2 separate regions of the Homo sapiens genome follow, and region 1 is linked to region 2. The links are chromatin contacts, found by Hi-C or POLR2A ChIA-PET in ENCODE. All regions are on one chromosome and are shown on one strand. Each heading gives the region's core, a stretch centred on a gene start or an enhancer-like site at or near the end of the contact. The rest is flanking DNA. Distances are from core to core; before and after follow the strand shown. Region 1 overlaps MIR3681HG (MIR3681 host gene). Region 2 overlaps MIR3681HG (MIR3681 host gene).

Region 1 (6,284 bases), core at 468-2,967, 99 kb before region 2:
TTATTAACTTTATACAGCTTTAAGGCAAGAAACTAGGACACAAAACCACGTAAGTCTGTCTCCAAAGTCTACAACCTTTCACAGCAGTGTACTGGGACTGGTGACTGAGAGGACCACATGCAACCCCACTTATCAGGGACATGTTTTTTCCTCTCTGGAAATGACAGAACAAAGATTACAAAGGCTGAGAGATATTGGCCTGAGGAGTGGGACGTTCACTTAGCTCCTTCTTTTCTGTAAACACTTATAAATTGGACTGACATTTTTCCAAATATTCTCCTGTAAACGGCAGGTAGATCGTTTCTGCTATTGATTGTCTTATTTATAGCTAACAAAATGCATACATTAGTTAGGAGAGAGGAATGAAAATAGTCTGTCAATTACTTTTGTGCTCACAAACTATGCTAGACATTTCAAGTTCTTCATTCAAAATTCCATAGCATCTGTTTAAGATAGTAGCTACTTACTTCATCTCACAGGTGTGCCACTAAGGCTTAGAAAGGTGAAGCATCTCGCCAATGTCACATAGGTAGTAACTGGAAGAATCAAAGCTTAATCCAAAGTTGCTTGGCTGCAAACTTATTTTTGGGTTTTCAAATGTGCACTAAAAGCACTGGCTAGGCTGGTTGGGGAGAAACCGAAGAAGAGGAACTCATGTAGAACAGGGAAACTATTGGACCAGCCAAAGCTGCTTAACCTTTTCTGCTGTAATAAAATGTTCAAGGGTACCATGGCCTTAGTCAGCGGCATCTGAATCCACTCTTACGAAGCTGTGATTCTGTGACATGCTTGATAGACACTTATCTGAGTCTATCAATTAAAGCTTCAGCAAACTCTGTCCAGATGTATTTTCATCTATAGTTTTAAGACAAATTATTATTTAATGTCAGTCTTTTTTCCTGTAAATGTGTACACCATGCTAAGTGCTTTACATGCTTAGCATCGGTCAATCTTCACAACAGCTCTGTGCTGTGGCTTGTTATCCTCATCCAACAGATGTGAAAACCAAGGATCCTTCCAAGCTTGCACGGCCAATTTTGGTGGAACCACAATTAAGATGCAAGTTGGTTTAACTCTGAAACCTGTGTTTCTTCATGAAATTGTGCCACGATTTCATTAGGAGAAGCCCTCTTGCAGGCCCCTTTCGTATTTAACGAATAATCCATACTTCATGGTTTCTGCTGCTTTTCTTTTCCTGGAGGATTTTATTAAGAAATCCATTTGTCTTTGCACCCTGGGAGCTGCTTCCTCCTGCTGTCTGACTCAGGCTTTTCAGCCTATTTGCACCTCAAATCCCTCATTAGGGAATCCAGGCTGGGGAGAGTTCTAGGCACAGTTTAAAAGGTTTTGCTCCCCCCACCCTGCCCGCCCACCCCTTCCTATTTTTGCTTTTATTTTTAACTGCACTTCTTTCTGACAGGAACTCTGTTTGTCCTGACTTGAGTCTGATGTTATGAGTCACTGGGGAGATATAATATGCTGATTGCTGAACCAGGTTATTATTTTTTCTTTTTCTATGACTCATTCTCTTCAAAATCTCTAATTTATGATAAAAGTCAGTAAGATGTAAGCACAGAAAATGTTCCTAATGGGCTGTCTTATTAGGTTTGGGCCCACTTTGTCTAGTTTAACTCTTGAGATGAACAATGTAATTCAGTGTCCCCCTTAGAAAGATCTGGGGCCGGTGGGCCATGGCTCCTCCCACACCACTGCCAGGCAGGGCAATGAGCAGTGCTAGGGCTCCACTCATAGGAAGAGTTCAACCTGTGGACCCAGTTGAAAGAAGAGAAAGCTTCTGATGAGATACTACTAGTGCTGCCCACATATGTGCATCACAAGGACATAGAGCCATAAAAACCTATCCTGCTTTACAATGTTTCTAATGAAGGAACATTATAAGTCATCATCCCCTTAAAATGCCACCCCAAAATGGGGCAAACGCATATGCAAAATACAAACATAGCTCACAAGATGACAGTGTAAACTAAGAAAATCTACTCAGACGTAGAAAGAGATGGGGATTTTTTATGATCCACTTTGTTATGTAAACAAAGAGTCAGACTGTTAGACCAGGACAAGATTTTCAAGGTCTCATTCAATGCACGACCACTTTTCATAGCCCCTTGGACAGATGCAGCCAGTAATGGGGAGCTCCCTGTGTTCTCAACTATTTAACCATTTGAAGTTCATTGGTGAATAATTGAACACTTACCCTGTGCCCCGATGTCTCCTAGGAACCAGAGATGCAAATGTGATAATGATGTCTCTAAACTGCCCTGGTCTTAGGAGGACAAACTCCTGACTCTTCTTCAGCAACCCCCGCTGTGTCCCTTCTTAGCCTTGCCCAAGCCTGTTTAACCTGCGCCGGACCCACAGCATGAGGCTGAGGCAGCTTCTAAGCTGCTATAGATGTGGCCTTTAGTCCGCTGGGTTGCTCTTTTGTGTCAGCCTCTGCCTGGTGACACAGCTTGTCAGTGCCACTGCTTGGGATCTGCCGCAGTGCAGCAGCTGGAATGAATCACACGCCTCTTCCAATTTCAGTGGTCTTCTGTTGTTATGGACTGAGTTCTGTCCCCCTAAAATCCGCATGTGGAAGTAGTCGTAACCCAATGTGACTGTATTTAAAGATAGGGTCTTTAAGGAGATAATTAAGCTTATTTAATTTTTTATTCATGTAAGTTTACAGGATATAAGTGTAATTTTTTTGCATGTATAGATTACATAGTGGTCAAGTCAAGGCTTTTAGGGTACCCATTGCCTGAATAGCATACGCTGTACCATTAAGTAATTTCCCATCCTCTACCAATTTAATTAAGTTTAAATGCTGTCAAAAGAGTGGGAAGCTAATCCGATAAGACCTGTGTCCTTATTAAAAGAGGAAGAGACACCAGGAATGTGCAAACAAGGATGAAAGGTCACATAAGGACACAGTGAGAAGGTGACCATCTGCAAGCCAGGAAGAAGCCAACCCTGCTTCACCTTCATCTTCAACTTTTATCCTCTAGAACTATGAAAAGATTAATCAAGTCACTCAATTTGTGGTATTCTTTTCCAGCATCCCACGGGGGACTACCACACCTCTTTATCATCATTCTCTTGTCCAACAGAAACTCTTTTTGGGGAGATAAATGTCTTGGTCTTGGCCATCAGGCCAGGTTCCATCTTACTCCATCTAGCACCAAATGGACATCCATGTTGTTTGTCTTGATTTGGTGCAGAAGTAATGGTGGTGTTTGCATTGTGCAATTTGATCTTTGATATTGGAATACATTCTGAAACAAATGTGGTTATGTTACACATCATTCTAATGTGCATTTCTCACTTTATGTTTTTTTGCTAATGACTTATTACTTGCTGTTTATTTTATATTTATTTTAGACTATGAAAATTATGTTAGACAAAAAGCAAATTCGAGAGATTTTATTTGAGTTCAAAATGGGTTGTAAAGCATCAGAGACAACTTGCAACATCAATAACGCATTTGGCCCAGGATCTGCTAATGAACGTACAGTGCAGTGGTGGTTCGAGAAGTTTTGCAAAGGGGACGAGATCCTTGAAGATGAGGAGTGTAGTGGCCGGTCATCACAAGCTGACAACAGCCAATTGAGAGCAATCATCAAAGCTCATCCTCTTATAACTACATGAGAAGTTGCTGAAGAACTCAACCACGACCATTCTGCGATTGTTCAGCATTTGAAGAAAATTGGAAGGGTGAAAAAGCTTGGCAAGTGAGTGCCTCACGAGTTGAGTGAAAATGTAAAAAATCGTTATTTTGAAGCATTGTCTTATTCTACACAAAAACAACAAACCATTTCTCAATCGGATTGTGACATGCGACAAAAAGTGAATTTTATTTGACAACCAGCAATGACCAGCTCAGTGGTTGGACAGAGAAGAAGCTCCAAAGCACTTCCCAAAGCCAAACTTGCACCAAATAAAGGTCATGGTCACTATTTGCTGGTCTGCTGCTGGTCTGATCCGCTACGGCTTTCTGAATCCTGGCGAAACCATTACATCCAAGAAGTATGATCAGCAAATCAATGAGATGCACCGAAAACTGCAATGCCTGCAGCCAGCATTGGTCAACAGAAAGGGGCCCAATTCTTCTCCATGAAAACGCCGGACCACACATCGGACAACCAACACTTCAAAAGTTGAACGAATTGGGCTATGAGGCTCTGCTTCATCCACCATATTCAACTGACCTCTCCCAATCAACTACCACTTCTTCAAGCTTCTTGATGACTTTTTGCCAGGAAAATGCTTCCACAACCAGCAGGATGCAGAAAATGCTTTCCAAGAGTTTGTTGAATCCCAAAGCGTCGATTTTTACACTACAGGAATAAACAAATTTCTTATTGGTAAAAAGTTCTTGATTGTAATGGCTCCCATTTTGATTAATAAAGATGTGTTTGAGCCTAGTTATAATGATTTAAAATTCATGATCCGAAACAGCAATTATTTTTGCACCAACCTAGTAACCGTGGTTTTTAGTACCAAAGACAAATCTGTCTTTCTTGTCTCTTCCTTTTTGTTAGTTCCGCTTTTATTCAGCCACCAAAGATCTTTTCTTAGTATTCCTCTTTCTGACTTCAGAAATCACTATTTCTTCCATCTTTTTGCCAAAAGACGTTTGTTTTCAATTTTTATGAGCAGACTTGAAATAGCTTTGCATTTTTCTTCAAAGATATCATGACCCCTAACCTCCCCAAACAAAAGAAGAAGCTTCCGGGCCTGGCGCGGTGGCTCACGCCTGTAATCCCAGCACTTTGGGAGGCCGAGGCAAGCAGATCACGAGATCAGGAGATCAAGACCATCCTGGCTAACACGGTGAAACCCCGTCTCTACTAAAAATACAAAAAATTAGCCAGGCGTGGTGGCGGGCGCCTGTACTCCCAGCTACTCGGGAGCCTGAGGCAGGAGAATGGCGTGAACCCGGGAGGCGGAGCTTGCAGTGAGCCGAGATAGCGCCACTGCACTCCAGCCTGGGCGACAGAGCGAGACTCTGTCTCAAAAAAAAAAAAAAAAGAAAAAGCTTTCCTACAGTTCATAGTTTAATGATGGAGACACCTGTAGAAAAACGTTCAAAGGATGAGCCAAGGAGGGCTATACAGGGCAAGTGACTTCTTCCGTCTGGTGGCATTCAAGCAGATTTCACAGTGAGAGGGGTAGTTAAGCTGCGCCTTGAAGGGTAGGTGAAAGGTTATGGGTGAAGAAGAGAGGAAAAGGGTCCCAGTAAGGGGAATAGCACGTGAAGCTGCAGGGAGACATAGAAAAGGCACATTTGAACAAGAGTGAGTGAACTCCTGTGGTTGCAGCCCAGGGTTCTAGATGTGAAGGAAGGGCTGGGGAGGTGGCGCCAGGTGGGATGTGATTATGTCGGATTTACCAGCATCTTTAGGACCTGCCTGCCCTGCAGGTGTGTGAGGAGCAGTTCCTGAGCTATCTGAGCTTGTCTTTCTTCTGAAAAAGGCTTGAATAGATGACCAGTGAATGGCATAGTGGTTTTGGCCAGCAGCACTTGGTATTGAGGAGGAAGTTCTGGGTAAAACAGCTTCTTCTCATTCTTTTCATATATGTTTGTGTGTTGATGAAATGGCAGCAAAATTTTTTTGAAAAGTAAACTTCGCTTCTCCTTGAGAGGCTCTCACTGATATTTTTACTGTCTAATCAAGGCACAGTGAGGCAGGCTATGCAACTTTTTCAGATCCCCCACCTGGTAGATAATGGAGCATGAAGTCAGACTCAGATCTTTATGGCTCCAAAGCTGTGCTCCTTCCACCATGTTCCCTTCCTCAAACGTGGAATGACATTTTTGTAGAAAAATAAAGGCAATTCGATACATTGTGCTCATTTATTTTGCTAACCTTAGGAAAATGTCCAACAGTTGCCTGAATTACCTATGACAAAAACATTTCCACCGCAATCTCCTCCACTCTTTGGAGTGAGTTAAGTGGATTTCTGTAATTACCTTAATGGGTGTATATGTTTTGAAAAACAGCATACATAAGGTGCTTAAGCCAATACCTGTTACAGTATTTGTTCAATAAATGTTGACTATTACTAATATGAATAAATAATATTGTATATATATTCCCAATGTATATATAGATATATGGAAATTTTTTAAAATGCAGTGCTCATAAAGCATTTCTTTTATTCAGCCAATATTCCCTGAGCTCCGATATCTTCTAGGCCCTTAGATTGGAGATTACACCTTTGTGGAACTCACAGACGAAGAGGGGCTAGGAATCACTGAGACCTTATTAGCAAAATGCCATGGC
Region 2 (6,783 bases), core at 184-2,683:
ACATTGAGTCCTTTGTCTGATTCAAAACCCACATCTCTTGTATTAAGCATGTAATTATGCACCATAATAATGTCTCACGTTTTCCCAAGATTTTATATTTAACCAATTTCATGTCAATTATATCACTGAACACTAATTCCCTTTCCCCATCCTGTCCCATTCTCTTGCACTGCCAACTCTTCCCTCAGAACACATACTCAAGAAGCATGGAATGTTGACCATGTTTGGAGGTTGAGGAAACGGACATTTGCAGAGGGTGAATGATGCCCCAAAGTTAGAGAAACACCAACTAGAGAAGCAACTGTGTAAACAGACTATGAGCTGATGGTTTTGTTTTTAGGGACACAGCTCAAATTCCCTAGGACTGTGCTTTGCTTATAGTACACCATTAGATGGAAGCCCAGCTCTTGCACAGTGATTTCTGGCACCTCTGAGTGTAGAAGTATTTCTCCTTCTTCAATCTCCCTCCATACCTGCCTCCCCAGGCTCCATAAACTTCTCCCTTATGATGCCCTGCCATCTGCTATTTCCAGAATCCACTCACAGATGTGCCTCTTCTACCAATAAACTGTGAGCATGTGAAGGGCAGTGCCCATGGCTGACTCTTCCCTGTATCTGTTGACCCCACCCCAAGTATTAATGTAGGTCCTGGGGCGGAATGATGTTTGATAAGTGAGCATGAAACAGGACCCATTACGGCGAGCAGTTTAAGATGAGGAAAATTAAGAGTTGGAAGGGAACTAATATGTATTGATCCCCTATGCATGCCAGGCTATAGCCTCAGTCCTTTACAGTTATTCTCCACTAATTTCTGACTTCCTATTACCATCCTCATCATAAAGAGGAAGAAAATCCCACTCAGCGAGATTAAGTCATTTGCCAGTCATCAGGATTTGCATCCAGATTGGGCAATTCCCTAATCGGTACTCTTTGTACTAAAAGACAACCCCAGGTGAATTGGCAGGATCCAAAGACTAATCCTATTTATATTCATCACAGGAGCATAATGTACCAAATACCTGAGAAGAAACAGGATAGGAAATTTTCTGTGTGTATTTTATCTGTGCAGGGAGCATTGGGGTCTATTTTCATTGGCTTTATCCCCCTTTTTTTTACTTAAAACTAATAACAACTGAATATTTTCCACTGGCGTATAAATGGATGTCTCAATTGCAAAGGTGCCGACAGCTCAGTCTTACTTAACTTTCAGTTTAGGTATCCACCCTGCATTGCACAATCATCAAATGAGATATGATGCAATTTTTTTTAAACAGACTTTGCAAAACAAGTATTGAGTAACCAGAATCTCTTTTTCCTTGTATGTGCCTAGCAACCTTGCAGGTCTGTTTGACAGGAAAAATTTGCCCTTGGACAGCAATTCAGAAAGATACTTAAAGGCTGAGAAAAGCATGAGGCTCTGGAGTGTCGCAATCAGTGGGTCAGGCTGATTAACCAAAAAGGAAGTGCTTGGGCTCCCCCGTTGCTCCGCCCCTCTCTGTGTAAGGCAGCAGGGTCAGAGAGAGAAGCCAAATTTATCTGACACATTCCTCTGTTTACTTTGTGGACTGTAGAGCTTGGTGAAAAGCTTTCTCAGATATATATATTATATATAATATATATTATATATATTATATATTATATATATATTATATATATATTATATATATTATATATATTATATATATTATATATTATATATATAATATATATATATTATATTATATATATTATATAATATATAATATATTATATATTATATAATATATTATATATATTATATATTATATAATATATATATACACACACACGTACATATATGTATGTGTATATATAGTATATATGTATATATATAGTATATATGTATGTGTATATATAGTATATATATATGTATGTATATATATAGTATATATATTATTGTTAAAAGAATGATGCAACATTGCAGAAATTTTTGAAAAGTGAAAAATTAATCATGCATCATTTCATCACCCCAACAAATGTGTTTTCGGTTTTATTTATTTCCTTCCAGGCGTCCTCCTCATTCATACATATTTTACACACTGGGACAGAATCCAGGAAACACCATCTGCTGAGCACTATTTGGTCAGAAACTGGACTCAATGATTTAGATTTTTAATCAAATTTATTTCTGACAAAATTCCTCCAAGGTCAAAAGATTGTCTCCATTTTACAGATTAAAATGCAACCACTACCTAAGAAAATATTAGTACCTGCCTGAAGTTCCCGGGTCAAGTCATGAATCTGGGATTCAAATACAGTTTTGTTTGCCCACAGAACCAGTGGTTTATTCTACATCGTCACTCAGCTTTATATTTTTCTTATTTACCATTATATATAAGTATGTTATTTTATGATACTCATCTATATTAATATGTTAATATATGTAATCTAAGTACTAATGATGTGTCACCATTTACTCTACAATATTAAGTTTTGGAGCAGATATTAATCTCAGCCTGCAAAAAATCAATTTTGCAAGAATGTAATTGTATTTTCTGTACATGGGCAATATTCATTTCAAACCTCTGTTTTGCTACATGGTAGAAACTTAATCTCATCAATTGGGGACTTACACTCCTGAAACCTGTAAAATTCCAGAGATTGTTTTTGTGTTCCATGTTCTTAATTAGTGCCATGCTTGGGTAAAAAGCCACGCATGTGGCTTTTATGTTTACCTCTCTCCATTGTAACATCCCCTGGGATGGCCTGATACCCTTCCAACTCCTAGTTATCGGTCCTTAAATGCCACTGCGCATCCTCCTTTGCCCGACTGCAAAGCCTGTGCACTTCCGGCTTAAAGTAGCCACTCCTAGGCCTCTCTTCAGAGCAAGAAACAGGAGTAGCAGGACTGAGTGAATTGGTTTTCCACGCCTTCATGGCTCTGGCTTTCCATGGTCTTGCTTTCTCATTAGTTGGATTCCTATTTACAATGGATCTGCTGCATTTCCAAAGAAGACTCTCAGCCACATGCTACAAAGTTATCAGCAGCGGCTGTGATGATTGGGATGAAACGTGGGATGTGTCAAGGCAAGAGAGGACACTCAAGTGGTGGCTCACACCTGTAATCCCAGCACTTTGGGAGGCCGAGGCAGGCGCATCACGAGGTCAGGAGATCGAGACCATCCTGGCTAACCCAGTGAAACCCCGTCTCTACTAAAAATACAAAAAAAAAAAAAAATTAGCCAGGCGTGGTAGCGGGCGCCTGTAGTATGAGCTACTTGGGAGGCTGAAACAGGAGAATGGCGTGAACCCGGGAGGTGGAGCTTGCAGTGAGCTGAGATCACGCCACTGCACTCCAGCCTGGGCAACAGAGCGGGACTCCGTCTCAAAAAAAATAAAATAAAATAAAATAAAAAAGAAAAGAAAAAAAAAGAAGTGTAGCCTCCTTACAGATGACCAGTGAGTGGATGCATTTTATTAGTTCTCTGGAGAAACAGAAACTATAGGATGAAGATGTAGATATATAAAAATGAGATTTATTTTAAGAAATGGCTCTGATGATTGTGGGGGCTTGGAGAGTCCAAAATTTGATAGGGGAAGCTGGCAGGCTGAAAACGGGAAAGAGTTTCAGTTTGAGTCCAAAGACAGTCTTCCAGAGAATTCCTTCTTGCTGGGAGAAGGGAAAGTCAGTCTTATCAGTCTTACATTCTATTCAGTCCTTCAGTTGGTTGGTTGAGGCCCACTTATAAATGTGGAGCACCATGAGCTTTACTCAAAGTCCAGCATTTTAAATCTCACCGAAAACACCCTCACAGAAACATCCAGAATAATGTTCTATGACATATCTGGGCACTGTGACCCAGACAAGTTGACACATAAAATTAACCATTACAGCATCCCTTGCATGAGCTGGCACCATAAACATAAACAGCAAAAAGGGGATACCTCCCCGAGGCCCCCCCGCCGGGACACCTCCCCGAGGCTCCCCCGCCGGGACACCTCCCCGAGGCTTCTCTGCCGGGATAACTCTCCGAGGCCTCTCTGCTGATTATTCTAATCCACCTTCTCAACTTTTTAGGATTACTCCAAGAAAGGGCATTTTCTTTAATTAAAAAAAAGCAAAGCGATAAACAAAAAAAAAATCCTGTATTTACAGCACATTATTTAATTCATTTGAGAAATATTAACAGTTCCAGGCACTATTCATCTCTATAGATTCACAGGTGAATAAAATCCTATTATTTTTGTCTTAAGGAATTGACTTAACGCAAAGATAGAAAACTAAACAAGAAACAAGAAACACTACAATAATTGCTTAAACTGCAATAATCAAAGGTACTAAGGGACTTTTCCATTTTGGTCTTTCATTAATTTTCCTTTACTGGTTTTCAAGTTAATGTTATGCCACCAGCTGCCCCCAGACAGCCCTAAGAAATGTGCCACTGTGTCGGTGGTGGGGACACCATGGAAGGTGACATGCACAGCTTCACATGGTGGCTGCCCTATGAAGACGTGGGACAAGCAGTATCTTGATTTTAGAAAAAAAAAAAAAAAAAAGAAAAGAAAAGCTGTGCTTCTTCTCAGCCACTGGTTCATTTTTGCCTTAAGGACCAGTTGACTTTACAAGTGATAATATATGTAGTTTTTCTTTGTCTTAGCTATAAAGGAGAGAAAAGACAAATGTGGGTACAATCTGTGGTAACCCTGTAGAACCATATGGCATTCATTCTGCACACTGACTGTGCTCCAGAGTGTCTCTTCTCTGCTCTCTCTCTTACTTTCTCTTTATTCCCTTATTTTTATCACTAGATTTTTAAAAATCTTATTTTAGTAAATGGTCCGCTGACAGCCAACTCAGATCCATTTTGGAAAGACATAGAAAATTATGTAGGTGGATGGATGGATGGATGGATGGATGGATGGATGGATGGATGGGGAGACAGTTTCCTTTCATAGAGTTAAGGAAAATGTCATGGAAACAATGATACTTTCAGGCTTGGTCGAAGAGGATGCATGGCTGTTTATTGGAAGGGAAGGAGGGCAGCTTCTACCTGGGGCAGGTAGTGGGGAGGGATGGGGAAGCTGGATTGCACTAACCTTTGGTGAACAGAGCTAATTAAGTAAGTTACTTAATAATCACATCATCTGGTTAATGCAATTCAGAATGAGTCCCAGATACTCTGGTCATTATGCTGATGGAAAGCTTTTTGAAAAAAAAAAAAAAAAAAAAAAAAAAAAAAGGCCATCTCCCTCTGCTCATCCTGTAATTATCCATTTCTTGCCTACCTCTTGCTGTTTTTGATAAGAGCCATTAGGATAATAATTACAGGCTCAACTAATGTATTAATAACTCTATGGATGTACATTTCTTGATGCCTCTGTGAAAGACTGAAATATGTTAACCTTTTAAATGTCTTCAGTCACAGGCTGTGTCAGACTTTTATTAATGGCCCAGTTCAGCTGCCCAAACTCCAGCTAGCTGCAAGCGCATATGATGTGTGGTAACAAAGCATTTTCATCCTGCTCATGGTCACTTCCCTTTTTAGGAACTTGAAATGAAATACTGTGTTTATCCTGTATATCCTAAGAATGTACGTCAGCTGCAAGCCCTGAAATAGACACAGTTTGCTGCCCTAAATATTTGATTCTTGAGTCAAGTTATTGTAATTGCTAGACATCTTTCTTTAAATATAGAAGGACAGTAGAGCTGTACATTTGAAATAAACATCATGCTCACATATAACACAGTTTCGATTTGATTTTTCAAAAATAATTTCCTCAGGTTTGGTGAGTGCAGTAAATGATGAGATATTTAATTCATCGAAAATCCTACAGCTTTAAGGAGACATGATTAAGACGTCTCTGGGTTATGAAAGGGCATTTCTAGCAGTTAAAAGAATGCAGTTACTACAGAACGGAAACTTCAACACACCCTTTTGTAAAACCATTGTTAATCTGCCATTGCCCCAACTCTATGGCTGCTGTTTCGCTGATAAGTATTTTCAGATTAAAGAGTGAAAGCAAATACATTTACCACAGACAAAAACACATATTAGGGGACCTAACTGCCTTTGAACCGTTTGATAGCTTATCTCCTACCTCCAGGGCATTAAGCTAAAGTTGCAAGGCTGCCTGACACCTGCAGAAATAGCCCTGGGACAAAAATATTTTCAGGTATTCTTGCCTAGTACTTGCTAAAGTTAGAGAACAAAATAAAGGACTCAAAGCTCCTGTGTGTTTATGGCATGCGAGATGCCCATCACTCAGCCTTCTTACCCTCATGTCAGATTTGATCTACTTTTGGACACCAAAATTGAGATTCCAATCTTAAAATTCAAAGCAGTTTGGTAGAGTTTGGGATAGGTAGGTTCATTGAATTTAAACTTCATGGGAGGAGGCATAAATATGGTTTGTTTATTTGAAGGAGTCATAGAAAAAGGAGTTTTCTAATGGTGGTTTAGAAAGTAATAGTCAAAGCTTTAAAATACTCTATATAGCATTGTATAAATTCCTTAATATATAATACATTTAAATATTAAATATATAATATTTATTAAAGTATTAAATATCTATATTCTATACTTAATACTTTAATGTGTCATATTTTATAAATTCCTCTAAGGAAATTATTTATAAAATATTATGTGTTTAAGTATTAAATATACAGTATATATTAAAAATTTATAAAATACACTAACATATATGTATATATACACACACACACATACACACACCAAGATAAAAAGAAAGAGAGAGTGCACTCACCTGGGACCAGCTTGACAAAGCCTGATGAGTTCTACCAATTTATGTCCAATACTCCTCTTT

Evidence for each region. A loop is a pair of places that touch in the nucleus more often than their neighbours do. ChIA-PET counts read pairs that join two places held with the same protein, here RNA polymerase II (POLR2A). Pooled maps may share reads with other maps.
Region 1: a map of naive thymus-derived CD4-positive, alpha-beta T cell shows a loop between it and region 2 (1.8-fold over the local background). The contact joins two enhancer-like sites. A Hi-C loop is called at or near these places in 1 of 168 maps with a recorded cell type or tissue (naive thymus-derived CD4-positive, alpha-beta T cell), 1 of 37 single-sample maps with no recorded cell type and 8 of 50 pooled maps. POLR2A ChIA-PET finds 5 or more read pairs at or near these places in 4 of 52 experiments (CD4-positive, alpha-beta T cell, activated CD4-positive, alpha-beta T cell, naive thymus-derived CD4-positive, alpha-beta T cell and 1 more).

The regions. Positions count from the first base shown.
Region 1 is chr2:12,550,550-12,556,833 of GRCh38, reverse strand. All of the region lies in intron 4 of MIR3681HG (MIR3681 host gene), which reads right to left. Among named protein-coding and RNA genes, the nearest start is that of TRIB2, 160 kb to the left of the region's middle. Within about 2 kb of position 1,717, at least 5 of the 41 ENCODE cell types and tissues checked have a DNase peak (open chromatin) inside an H3K27ac peak, as active enhancers do.
Region 2 is chr2:12,451,086-12,457,868 of GRCh38, reverse strand. All of the region lies in intron 4 of MIR3681HG (MIR3681 host gene), which reads right to left. The region is part of intron 1 of LOC105373431 (a long non-coding RNA gene); the gene reads left to right. Among named protein-coding and RNA genes, the nearest start is that of MIR3681, 260 kb to the right of the region's middle. Within about 2 kb of position 1,433, at least 27 of the 41 ENCODE cell types and tissues checked have a DNase peak (open chromatin) inside an H3K27ac peak, as active enhancers do.